Linked DNA regions of Mus musculus: all the other regions are linked to region 1. Evidence: chromatin contacts called from ENCODE Hi-C or POLR2A ChIA-PET data. All regions are on one chromosome and are shown on one strand. Each heading gives the region's core, a stretch centred on a gene start or an enhancer-like site at or near the end of the contact. The rest is flanking DNA. Distances are from core to core; before and after follow the strand shown.

What was found. Hi-C counts contacts between places; a loop is a spot of excess contacts on that map. ChIA-PET counts read pairs that join two places held with the same protein, here RNA polymerase II (POLR2A).
Region 2: a loop to region 1 is called in a map of left cerebral cortex, with 2.9 times the contacts of the local background. The contact joins the enhancer-like site here to the promoter of Edn1 in region 1. A Hi-C loop is called at or near these places in 18 of 37 maps with a recorded cell type or tissue (CH12.LX, Patski, adrenal gland and 4 more). POLR2A ChIA-PET finds 5 or more read pairs at or near these places in 1 of 5 experiments (Patski).
Region 3: POLR2A ChIA-PET joins it to region 1 with 17 read pairs in Patski. The contact joins the enhancer-like site here to the promoter of Edn1 in region 1. A Hi-C loop is called at or near these places in 17 of 37 maps with a recorded cell type or tissue (CH12.LX, Patski, adrenal gland and 4 more). POLR2A ChIA-PET finds 5 or more read pairs at or near these places in 1 of 5 experiments (Patski).

What each region holds. Positions count from the first base shown.
Region 1 is chr13:42,299,905-42,303,292 of GRCm38, reverse strand. It overlaps Edn1 (endothelin 1), which reads right to left and starts at 1,817. Exons shown (of 5, transcript NM_010104.4): 1 at 1,335-1,817. The coding sequence starts at 1,398.
Region 2 is chr13:42,592,134-42,595,521 of GRCm38, reverse strand. No RefSeq gene overlaps it. Among named protein-coding and RNA genes, the nearest start is that of Phactr1, 87 kb to the left of the region's middle. Within about 2 kb of position 1,570, at least 1 of the 3 ENCODE cell types and tissues checked has a DNase peak (open chromatin) inside an H3K27ac peak, as active enhancers do; it is left cerebral cortex, where a contact is called at or near this core.
Region 3 is chr13:42,574,197-42,577,584 of GRCm38, reverse strand. No RefSeq gene overlaps it. Among named protein-coding and RNA genes, the nearest start is that of Phactr1, 100 kb to the left of the region's middle. Within about 2 kb of position 1,687, at least 1 of the 3 ENCODE cell types and tissues checked has a DNase peak (open chromatin) inside an H3K27ac peak, as active enhancers do; it is gastrocnemius, where a contact is called at or near this core.

The DNA.
Region 1 (3,388 bases), core at 568-3,067:
AGAGAGAGAGAGAGAGAGAGAGAGAGAGAGAGAGAGAGAGAGAGAGAGAGAGGAAAGGACTCCCCAGCCTTCTGAAGCCGCTTTGAAGTAGATACTGTCTGGTGGAATTTTGAGGGAGTCCATACCTGAGACATAGAATGGCACAACTCCCATAGATTAAACTGACAGGTGGCCACCAGCAAATAATATAGACTGCCTATTCCTGGCTATGGAGACATGTTCCCTACTCAGGATAAACTCTTTAGGGGTTTCCACCCCATTCCAGCGTGTGTAGGGGCACAGACCAGTCTAGGTGGCATATGGGTGCCTTTTTATAATAGACAGAAAGCAAAAACTTTCAGAAAATGCCTGGACACCGAAAAGAAACTAACTTTACAATATTCACTTCAGGTGGGAGACAAGTTGCCACTGACGGAAGAGAAGGTACAGCTGCTCAGGGAACCCAGGGAAAGTACCCCGTGGGTTCAGAATTCAGAATCTTTGGGCAGCACAGCTTGCTGTGGGACTTGACACCTCCCTCTGGCCCAACACAGCATCGCCGCGCAGTTTATCTGCTCGATTTTGTTCATTCCAAACGATCAGACACATTCCAGGGCTTTCACCCTTTTGACATCCTTTCTCTTTGCTTAGGGTCATGAAAAGACAAAAAGAGGGCACTGACCCTCAAAAAACAGGATGGGAGGAGAAAAGAACCAGCTGTGGCCCGTACTGTCTAATTCCTTAATCAGGCAGGAATGATCCCGGCTCCCCTCCCAGGACAGGTGAATACAACTGCAATAGAGCTCACAGTGTTTGAAGATGCCAAAAACCTGCCAAATGAAACCTTAAGTCAATAGTGACAAATTTTAAAGAAAGCATGTGCTTCGCCCTGAAACCGCCTGCGGGGTTATTCAGCGCATGGTTGATCGGCAGGTGATTTCCCTGCTCACGGTGTGCCTGCATGACCCGAATAAAATTCCTTGGCTTTAAGTTGGAGTGTTTCAATATTTTACACATTAGCGCACTATCAAGACAACGTTTGAATAAGCCCCTAAATGAACCGTGCAACCCTAAACACACTTATTTCAAAATAGATTTTTGCTTCAGCTGTACTGCTACAACGTTATTTTGAAGCTATGCGATACTCGGTTGTAGTCAGTTGTATTCAAACAGGGGTTTTATTTCTTTCGCTTCACACAGAAGTTAATTAATTGTAAGGCACTTGCTGCTGGAGCTTCAGTAATTAAAAAAATAAATAAAAAGGAAAGAATGAAAGAAAAGAAAGAAAGAAAAGTGGAAAACAGAAGCGATAACTGCGCTGCGCTGAAGTAGAAAGATTCGCAAGTGGCGCCTACCTGTTTCTGGAGCTCCTTGGAAAGTCACGAACAGCAGAGAGAAGATCACGGGAAAATAATCCATTCTGCAAAGGGGTCAGAAGAGTGGGGAAAAAGGAAAAAAAGAAAACTCGGTTGCAAATGGAACTCAATGCAAAACGAAGAGGACGGTGTCTGGTCGCTCTGATCGCCTCTGGGTTTTTTTGTTTTTTGTTTTTTGTTTTTTTTTTAGATCTCAGCGCGGTCCTCAGCAAGTGGCCCTTCCACTGGGGCGAAAGCGTCGCGGGCAGCCGGGAGGCAGCGCGCAAGGACAGCGGAGCAGACCGGGTCAGGCTCTCAGCGCCGGTGCAGGAACGCTTCTGACTCGGACAGTTCTCCGCCGCCTTTTTATATTGAACCCCTATAGAGTGGGGGTAAACAGCTCTGACTTTATTCCAGCCCTAAACAATGTTATTGTGTGATTAGTCACCCACAGGCAACGTGCAGCCAGAGATAAGACCCGGCTCTAGAGGAAATCACGGCTAACTTCAGAGGCAGACGCCCGCCGTCTGACAATCCAGGGGCAGGGCTAAGAAAAAGAAAACACCCACTAGACAGAGACCGCTGCAGAACCTGCAGAGAGCAGCAGCCCGCTTCCCCTTTTGCTAGCTGCCAGCCCCAGAGTTCAAGAATCAAGAGTTTCTCCAGAAGCAAAGTCACCCCATTGGAATGAAAAGTATGAAGTACAATTAAATAGATTGTATTGTGCGCGCGCAGGGGGGTGGGGTGGAGGTGGGGCTGATCATTGTTCACTTGATTTTCCTTTTATGTCTTTCTGATCAAACAAGGGGACGATCCCCACTCTTCGCTCTTGAATCCCAGCTACTGGGGCGGGCGGGGAACCAGATTAGTTTGGAAGATCACCCTACTTTTCCACCACCACCCCTTCCACCAAGTCTTTTCTAAACTAAAGTACTTCGCATTTGAGGTGAGAAAGATTCCGTCAGGAGTTAGCAAGGAAGGAAAACTAAATAATAATGATAACAACAACAATGTGGTTTTGTCAGGTACATCCTTATCTCCCTAGTATCGCCGATCAGAAGTACACGTACACACACACACACACACACACACACACACACACACACACACACTCGCCCTCCAATATTTCTTGTGCCCAGCCTCTCCCTGGGAATTGCTGCTATCGCGAAGGATCTTGAGAAATGGCAGAGACGACCGCCAGGGGGAGATGGAGAGCTGCAGGGGCTTATGCTTTAATAAGATAAAACAACTAAAGCCTCGGCTTCTAAATGATTAGTAACAAGCTGTGGCCAGGCAGAGAAGGGGCGCCTCACATACTAAAGAGAGGTGGCTTCAGGGCATTCCATTATTCCCTTCCCCGACTTTCCAGAGTCTCCTCCACATCACTTTGCTTCTTTACTCGGGCAAACCTGCGGTCTGTGCTTGATTAGAAAGCTACAAGGGGGGTGTGGGGAGGGAAGGACTGCCGATGCTGAATATGTGCATCAGATCATACCTCACCCTTTAATAACGTGTTTACATTTTCCAAACAGTTTCCTGTCTATTTTACCATGAAAGACTCCCTCCCCCAGGTGTCCATGGGTTATTAAGGCACAAGTGACAACATGTCTTCATGAATAAAGCAAAACACACAGAAAACACGTTGGCTTTTTTCAACAAGCTCCCGGAATGCCCATAAGCTGGAAACAACACACAGGATCCACGCAGAGTGGTTTCCCTAGGATGCTACCACAAAGGTCCCTTCTTCATCCCGTCTTGTTTGACTTCAGTTTTCCCTGGGAGTAGAGGCCAAAATAGACTCAATCCAGTCCATGCAACCATTTATTTCTTCACCTCTACAATCAAAAGGCAGACTTGATAGCAATACCCACGCTGTGGACAGAGACATGCTTAGGCCTAGTGACCTCTCTGGGAATCTCAGTAGGGGAGACACAGCAGCAGCAGCAGCAGCAGCAGCAGCAGCTTTAGGTCACTAAGAACTCTGTCCCTTAGGAGACTCTGGACTAAGAGCTGGAGACATTGAAGAAGCAGGAACCAGCATCCCTCCCACACCC
Region 2 (3,388 bases), core at 321-2,820, 290 kb before region 1:
GTGTATATATGGCACAACTTTTCTATGATTAAATATAGTTACTTATTATATGGTGACATGTTGAGCAACAGCTGATTATGTTAAGACTATAATGGAACAGCTGTTATCCTATCCTCTAGGGACTTTGTATCCATTATGCCTTTGTCATGCAAGGCTTTCCTCGTGTGTATGTGGTGACACTGGTGTAAATAAACTACTGTCCACATAAAGGCACAGGGCATGTCGTCACAACACAGTGATATTTGGCAATGATTAAAAATGACTATTTTATGGTTTGTTTGTTTATGATTGTATGTTGTTTCTACTTTAGAGAGTAATCCTGCGACTTGTGAAAAACACATGTTTCCTATAAAATAAGGGTTTGTGTGCTGCTGTCAGTGGCTTCGTCCAGAGTATTATTTGATTGATTGCAGGGACAGACTGTATAGAATACCTGCCCTACCTACATGGTCTGCATCTGCCTAAATGTTCTCTATGGTGTCTTCCCAGTGTCAGCGTCATCAAGATGTACTTTTCTCAGTGAGTGGCACATGAGACTGTGTAGGAGTGGAATTGCTGGAAGTAAGTTCTCCAAAGGGCCTTACTATACACACTATGGCCAGCAGTGCCCGTGTGTTTCTGGTGCTCTGTATCCTTGCCAACACTTGGTATTATCAGAGCTTTTGAATTTGGGCATTGCTGTGAGTAGTCTTCGAAGGCTTATGGCTGGTGATAGTGATGCTAAGTCTTTAGTGTGCTTATAGGTTGCTACTGTACTTCTCTGGGAAATATGTCTATTTAGAATGTTCACTCATATTTATCACATTTTTAAAAAAAATTAGTGGTTTGTAATGACTGTATATTATGTATATGTATATGTCATTGTTTTCTGAGTCTATGATATTTCCATTCACTTTTAAGAGAGATTGCTTTGGTACAGAGCTGTTCCCGTTTAGTTAGCTAGCTTGTTTCTGATGCTGGGAGTTGAACCTAGGTCCCTTGTTTGTACTAGCCAAGTGCTCCACTATTGAACCACACTCTTGACTGTCATATTTGGTTTTTACTTTACTTAAGCCTAACTTTTCTCCCCTTTATAGAAACATTTTATTCTGTCTGAGCCAAGAAATATTTACCTACCCAACTGCTACTTCTAACCCCATCAAAGAGAATACTGATAGGCTCCCAAAATATTTTTTCCCTTTCTTTGATGTATTGAAACTTTATATGCTGCCTTTATCTCCACTGCCAAAACCCTTTTTGAGGTATCATAAACACCTTTTTATTTTTTGTGTGATTTTGGAACTTTGGGCAAGATAGCTGAGAAATTAATGTTTATACTATGACATGCGCGGAAAGGTGCCTAATAGAGATTTGAAAACGTCAATCAACTTGCCTACCCTGTAGCAAACATTGTCTAGAGAAGTTATCCTGTTGGGTGTGTAGCTGTGAATCTACGTGGTGATGCAGTTGGATGAGATGCTGGGACATCACTCTGTGTAGTCGCAGCTGAGGGAAAGGTGGGCTCAGCCCTGACAGATGCCTCGATTCTGCCAAAACAGATGGAGAGGAACCTCACTTCAGCTCTCCCTTCGGAGAAAACAACACTTGAGAAGCAATAGCAAGAACATGAAAAATTAGCATAAAAGACCTTTCCTATATGTCCCTAGCTAATTTTTCCCAGTGCAGCCATCTCCCAGACCCCAAGGGCCGCATTTAGATAAAGTAATAAATGTTACTCCAGATATGCTAGTCCGGTATGTGCCAAATAGGTGATGAAAGTTGGACTTGCCAAGACTGCCTTGCAGTTCACAAAATTGATTTTAAGCAGGTTTGGCAGAGCTGTGCTTTCCCCACGAGAACTGCTTTTTACAGAGTCTATTACGAAAGTGTGTTTGGGGAATGTTTCATAATGAGGCAGACTGTGGCAGGATGTCTATTTCGGATGTCTCAGACTTCACAGTTCCCCATCATGTGGCTTCCCTGGCTATGTATGGTACCTGTTGGCTCTCAGGGAAAGGCTTTACTACCGGAGGTGTTAACATAGCCAGACTCTTAGGTTTTATCTACTTGCATCCTCACTAGAATTGTTTATTCCATTTCTATCTGCTGTCGCCTAAGTCCCAAAGACTCTGAGCCATGGTTAAACGTGAGTGCTTTTGTACTTTATCTCTAGTTTCTAACAGGGGACTGGCGGGCATGGCAGTTTACTAGCTACCATGTAACTAGTCAAGTAGTCTCTGGTGATTCATGCTTTGGATTGTCTATCAACTCAGCCTCTATCTTTCTCCACTGGTTCAAGGGCACTCACACTACAATGTAGCACAGAAGAAGGAAATTCCAGAACGTAAGCCATTGTCAAGAGTAAATAAGTCCCAGTGCAGGGTTTTCCATAAGCAGCGTGATAAGCCTCATGGACATTTCCTGTTGTTGGTCTATGGTCAGCCTTGAGTCACGGGCTTACAATTTGTCATTCTGGTCCAGTCTTGTTCCCTCCAGTGGGAGGTTTAGCTCAATTTCCATGTCCCATTTGGGTGAAACAGGACACAAGGTAACTTTCAGTTTGGTTTAGATAGATAGCCTGATTGGAGAGCTGAGCTAAAAGGCCACCTCCCTTTTCTGTATTTGGGTTCTCATAGAGTAAGCGGCTAAGAGAAGGTTCATAGAAGCCAGACTTGTTAGGAAACAAGAAAACCGCCTAGTTCAGTTCATTTTCACAATTTGTTTTTTGTTTTTTGGGACTGACAGCCTTGAGATGAACAAGTTTCATGACCAAAACCTAGATGTATGCATCTGTCTCTTTTGAGTCTGTTTTATTTACAACCTGAGACTGTCAGAGGTATGAAGAGAAAGCCTGCATTGTTTCAGATAGCATACAATACTGACAATCTTTTCAAAGTTTTACAAAATTACCATGGAAGTGAATTTTATATGTGGATATCAGAAGACGTGATAATGCCTTGGCTTCTTTGCCTCTTCCATTCTCGCAGATACAGCTCAGCAGCACGGTACCCACGCTCGGCTCTCCTCAAGCCCCACTCAAGGCTCTTCCCTCATACTCTTGGAATGTGTGCGTCTCTGGGCTCAAGGACTTTGCTTTTCATCTTTTCTTTACAGAAAGGGTTATTCTTAATGTCCTACCAAGAGCACTTCAATAGAGTCACTGTCCTATCTGAGGAGTGTTGCTGGTTATATTGATAAAAACAAAAGTGTAAAAAAAAACCCTTTGGTTATATTGATAAAGAAGGGTTTACACATGTTTGAAGCCTGCTTTATATAATAGAGTGTCAGCAGTAGTTTTAAACACTAGAAGAAAAAGACACTTTATATTCATAATGTATGTTACAAGTCTTAGAAATTGTCAGCTCTATTTCTGTACAGGGAAATTTTATTCAAGGTGCTTTTTTCAGGG
Region 3 (3,388 bases), core at 438-2,937, 270 kb before region 1:
GGGCTCGTCCCTGGATATGCTGCAACGTTATTGAATAACGCTGGGTGGTTCTTCTAGCATTTGGAAAGGTGACCATCTCAGAACCAGAGAGTTAATTTTTCCTTAGAAGCCAAGTCATTCTTTTTCTGTTGTTCATGAATAAACTAAATGACATCCTTTGAAACATTTTTTAAAAAAGATTTATTTTTGTCATATGTATGTGACTACACTGGAGCTGGTGTTGACAGGAGAGATTCATGAGGATTCATGAGCTGTCTTTGGACACACCAGAAGGGGGCATCGGATCCCTTTCCAGATGGTTGTGAGCCACCATGTGGTTGCTGGGAATTGAACTCAGGACCTCTGGAAGAGCAGTCAGTGCTCTTAACCACTGAGCCATCTCTCCAGCCCAAATGACGTCCTTTGGCATACTTAGGAGTTCCTGGTGCCAAAACAGAGAACGTTCATTCTATCTATCCTTCTAAGTCAATTTTTTTTTCAAATACCTTTATCTTGGTGAGTCCACCATTTATCTTTTAGGAAATCTATGGGAACTGGCAAGTACCCAGGCTGGGTGTGCTTGAAGGATGCTGAAACCTGCTCACTTGAAGCTTCCTTCCCTAAGACCTTCCCACCCAGATCCATCTTTCCCTTTGTCGGATCCACAGAGATGGTACAGCTGGTTTTTAATCTGATCTTACCCAGGGCTATTCACCCACCAATAAAAGTGAACAGCCACCCTCCCCTATACCACCTGTTCTTCGGTTGTTAGAGGGTCCTTTGCTTCTTTTGCTTCTGTTTAAGTTTTTCTTTTCTCTCTTTCCCTCACAAACCAGTATCCATCAGAAGGCTATGCCCAAATTAAGATTTTGAAGAAAAGAAAGGAGGAGAAGGAAGAGGAAAAGGAGGAGGGGGGAGAGGAGGAGGAGGAGGGAGGAGGGGGAGGGGGAGGAAGAGGAGGGAGGAGGAGGGAGGAGGAAGAGGAGGGGGAGGAGGAAGGAGGAGGGAGGAGGAAGAGGAGGAGGGGGAGGAGGAGGAGGAGGAGGAGGAGGAGGAGGAGGAGGAGGAGGAGGAGGAGGAGGAGGAGGAGGCTGCAGCAGCTCCAGCAGCCGCTCAGGAGCACAGGCTCCATATCCTATGGTCTTGTGTTTAGGATAAGGTTTTAAGAAACAATGATTTCTGAGCTGAAACCACGTGTAGAAGAAACAACCTCAGGAGAATTTTGTGAAAATTGCAACATGCTTGGGATGATTGGGCTTTAACTTTGTGTGATCATCAGTCCTAAAAATAGTTTATTTTCTCTTGCTAATACCGTTAGAGAACGCTGATAAAGTCAGCTGAGAGGGTCGAAAGAGGGAAGCTCATAAATCACAGCATTCCACTAATTCAAAAAGCCACAAACTCGCATATTGGGAAATAGCAAAAATTACAGGCCACAAATTCAGTGGTATGAAAGGATAGGAAGTTTCTTACGGAAATCTGCCTGGTCTCTACCTAAATCAACTCTGTAAAATACTAGTTCGCATATACCATAAATTCATCTAGTGTGAAAAAAAAGAAAAGAAAGGCGAGGGAAAGCCCAGGCTTGTTCTCCAGAGTCAAAGCAGCAGGGCTGGAGACTGCCTCTGTACAGAAATGTCTGTCAAGACTGGCTGTGGAATTTGAAGCCTGAAGGAGAAGCGCAAGCATCTGTAGTTCCAGCGCCCCCTACTGGCGATAGGAGGTGGCGACAGGAGAATCCACAGAAGCTCACAGCCAACTAGCTGCATGAAGAGAACCCAAGTCAAACAAGGTGGAAAGTTGATATCAGACACCCAGAAGCTGTCCTCTGACCTACACATGAACACTCGCGCACACTCACACGTACCACTCACGCAAAAAAGTTTAACAGTAACAATGATAATGATAATGGCCCACCAAAAATCTACCCATAGAACTTTGCTCCAAGCGAGAGACTGGGGCGGGGCTTCCTCCGCTTAGGGATGCCTAAGAGGACTAGGAGCCTCCTGCCCCAGATTTGTGATGCTCTCAGTCTTGGTCTGATAAGGTGTCTGCAGTGGGTAGTGGTTAATGCAGAGGCCTTAAGTGTCAGAGTGCTGAGTGTAAATGGATATCAGTGCTTAGCCACGGATTGACCATCTCTATGGCTCTTCACCTCTGCCCACCAAGGCAGAGACAGAATGGAAGTTGGGGGTGAGAGAGCCAAACCGTGGGGAAGAGTGCTGTCTGTGGACATGTGTTTCTGATGCACAGGCAAACTCACAGGAGCTAAAGATACTACATAAGACCTATCCAGGACCAAGCCAGTTCCATCTTGGATAGGGGAGAAAGTACTGAGACCCCACCCCTAGCTGAGAAACGTTTGTCCAGAGCATCTCAGCAAATACTCTGTTTCTTCAGGCTGAGGTAAAAGGCGGAGACTACACTTTCAAACTATTTCTTCTAAAGGCATATGTTTAAAAGCCTGAACTCTGAAAAGCATAGAGGCATTCCACCTTGCTTCTGATGCCTGCTCCTTTGGGGTCCTCAGAGAGCACTGCATTTTAGCACCTAGAAAGAACTTCAAATAGAGTAAAAATATAATACAAGAAAAAGTATTGTTAAAAGTGTGATGTATCCAAGAGAGCCAATAAAACATTTACACGTGGTGGTTTACAAAACAGCAATTAAAAAATAGAGTATTGCCAGCGTTTTTGAAATCACCCTTCGTTCCTGTAAAGCTCAGCAGTGCAGTCCATCCTCTGCATCATTAGAGCCAGCTACTGTCTTTAATTTCCTGTGCAGTTTCTACTCTGAACCAGTTTTACTTTACAGGTTCACTCACCCCCTATCCTGTGTGTGTGTGTGTGTGTGTGTGTGTGTGTGTGTGTGTGTGTGTTTGTGAGAAAGAGAGATAGAGAGAGACAGAGAGACAGAGAGACAGAGAGACAGAGAGAGACAGAGACAGACAAAGAGACAGAGAGACAGAGTAAGACAGAGGGGGGGGGGACAAGCAAGCTGCTTTGGGGAGTCAGCTGACACTTTCATGTAATAAGTAGAGAGAGCTGTCATTCTTTCTTGGATGAGAACAGGCTGTTCTTTTAGGGGGAAAAACACCTAATAAACTATGATGTGTTTTTCAAATATTTAACCAGGGAGAACATCAACACGTGTATAAGGGAAGACATTTAGGAGGAAACCCAGCGCTAGAATTCCACTCCTCGCCCCTTTGTGCCCCACTTCCTCCTATTTTGTGGTCAACACTCTATTATGCAGAGCCTCCTTGAACCACTAATGTTCTAAGGAAGTGCTGAGTGACGTGGGGTTTCCCACACAGGGCAGTCCTGCCAGCCAGGAGGTTTTGGTGGGAGAGGCATCTTGACAAAGCTGTTGTCCCTCAAAACCCTGTCCCTTTACACCATGCCCCATC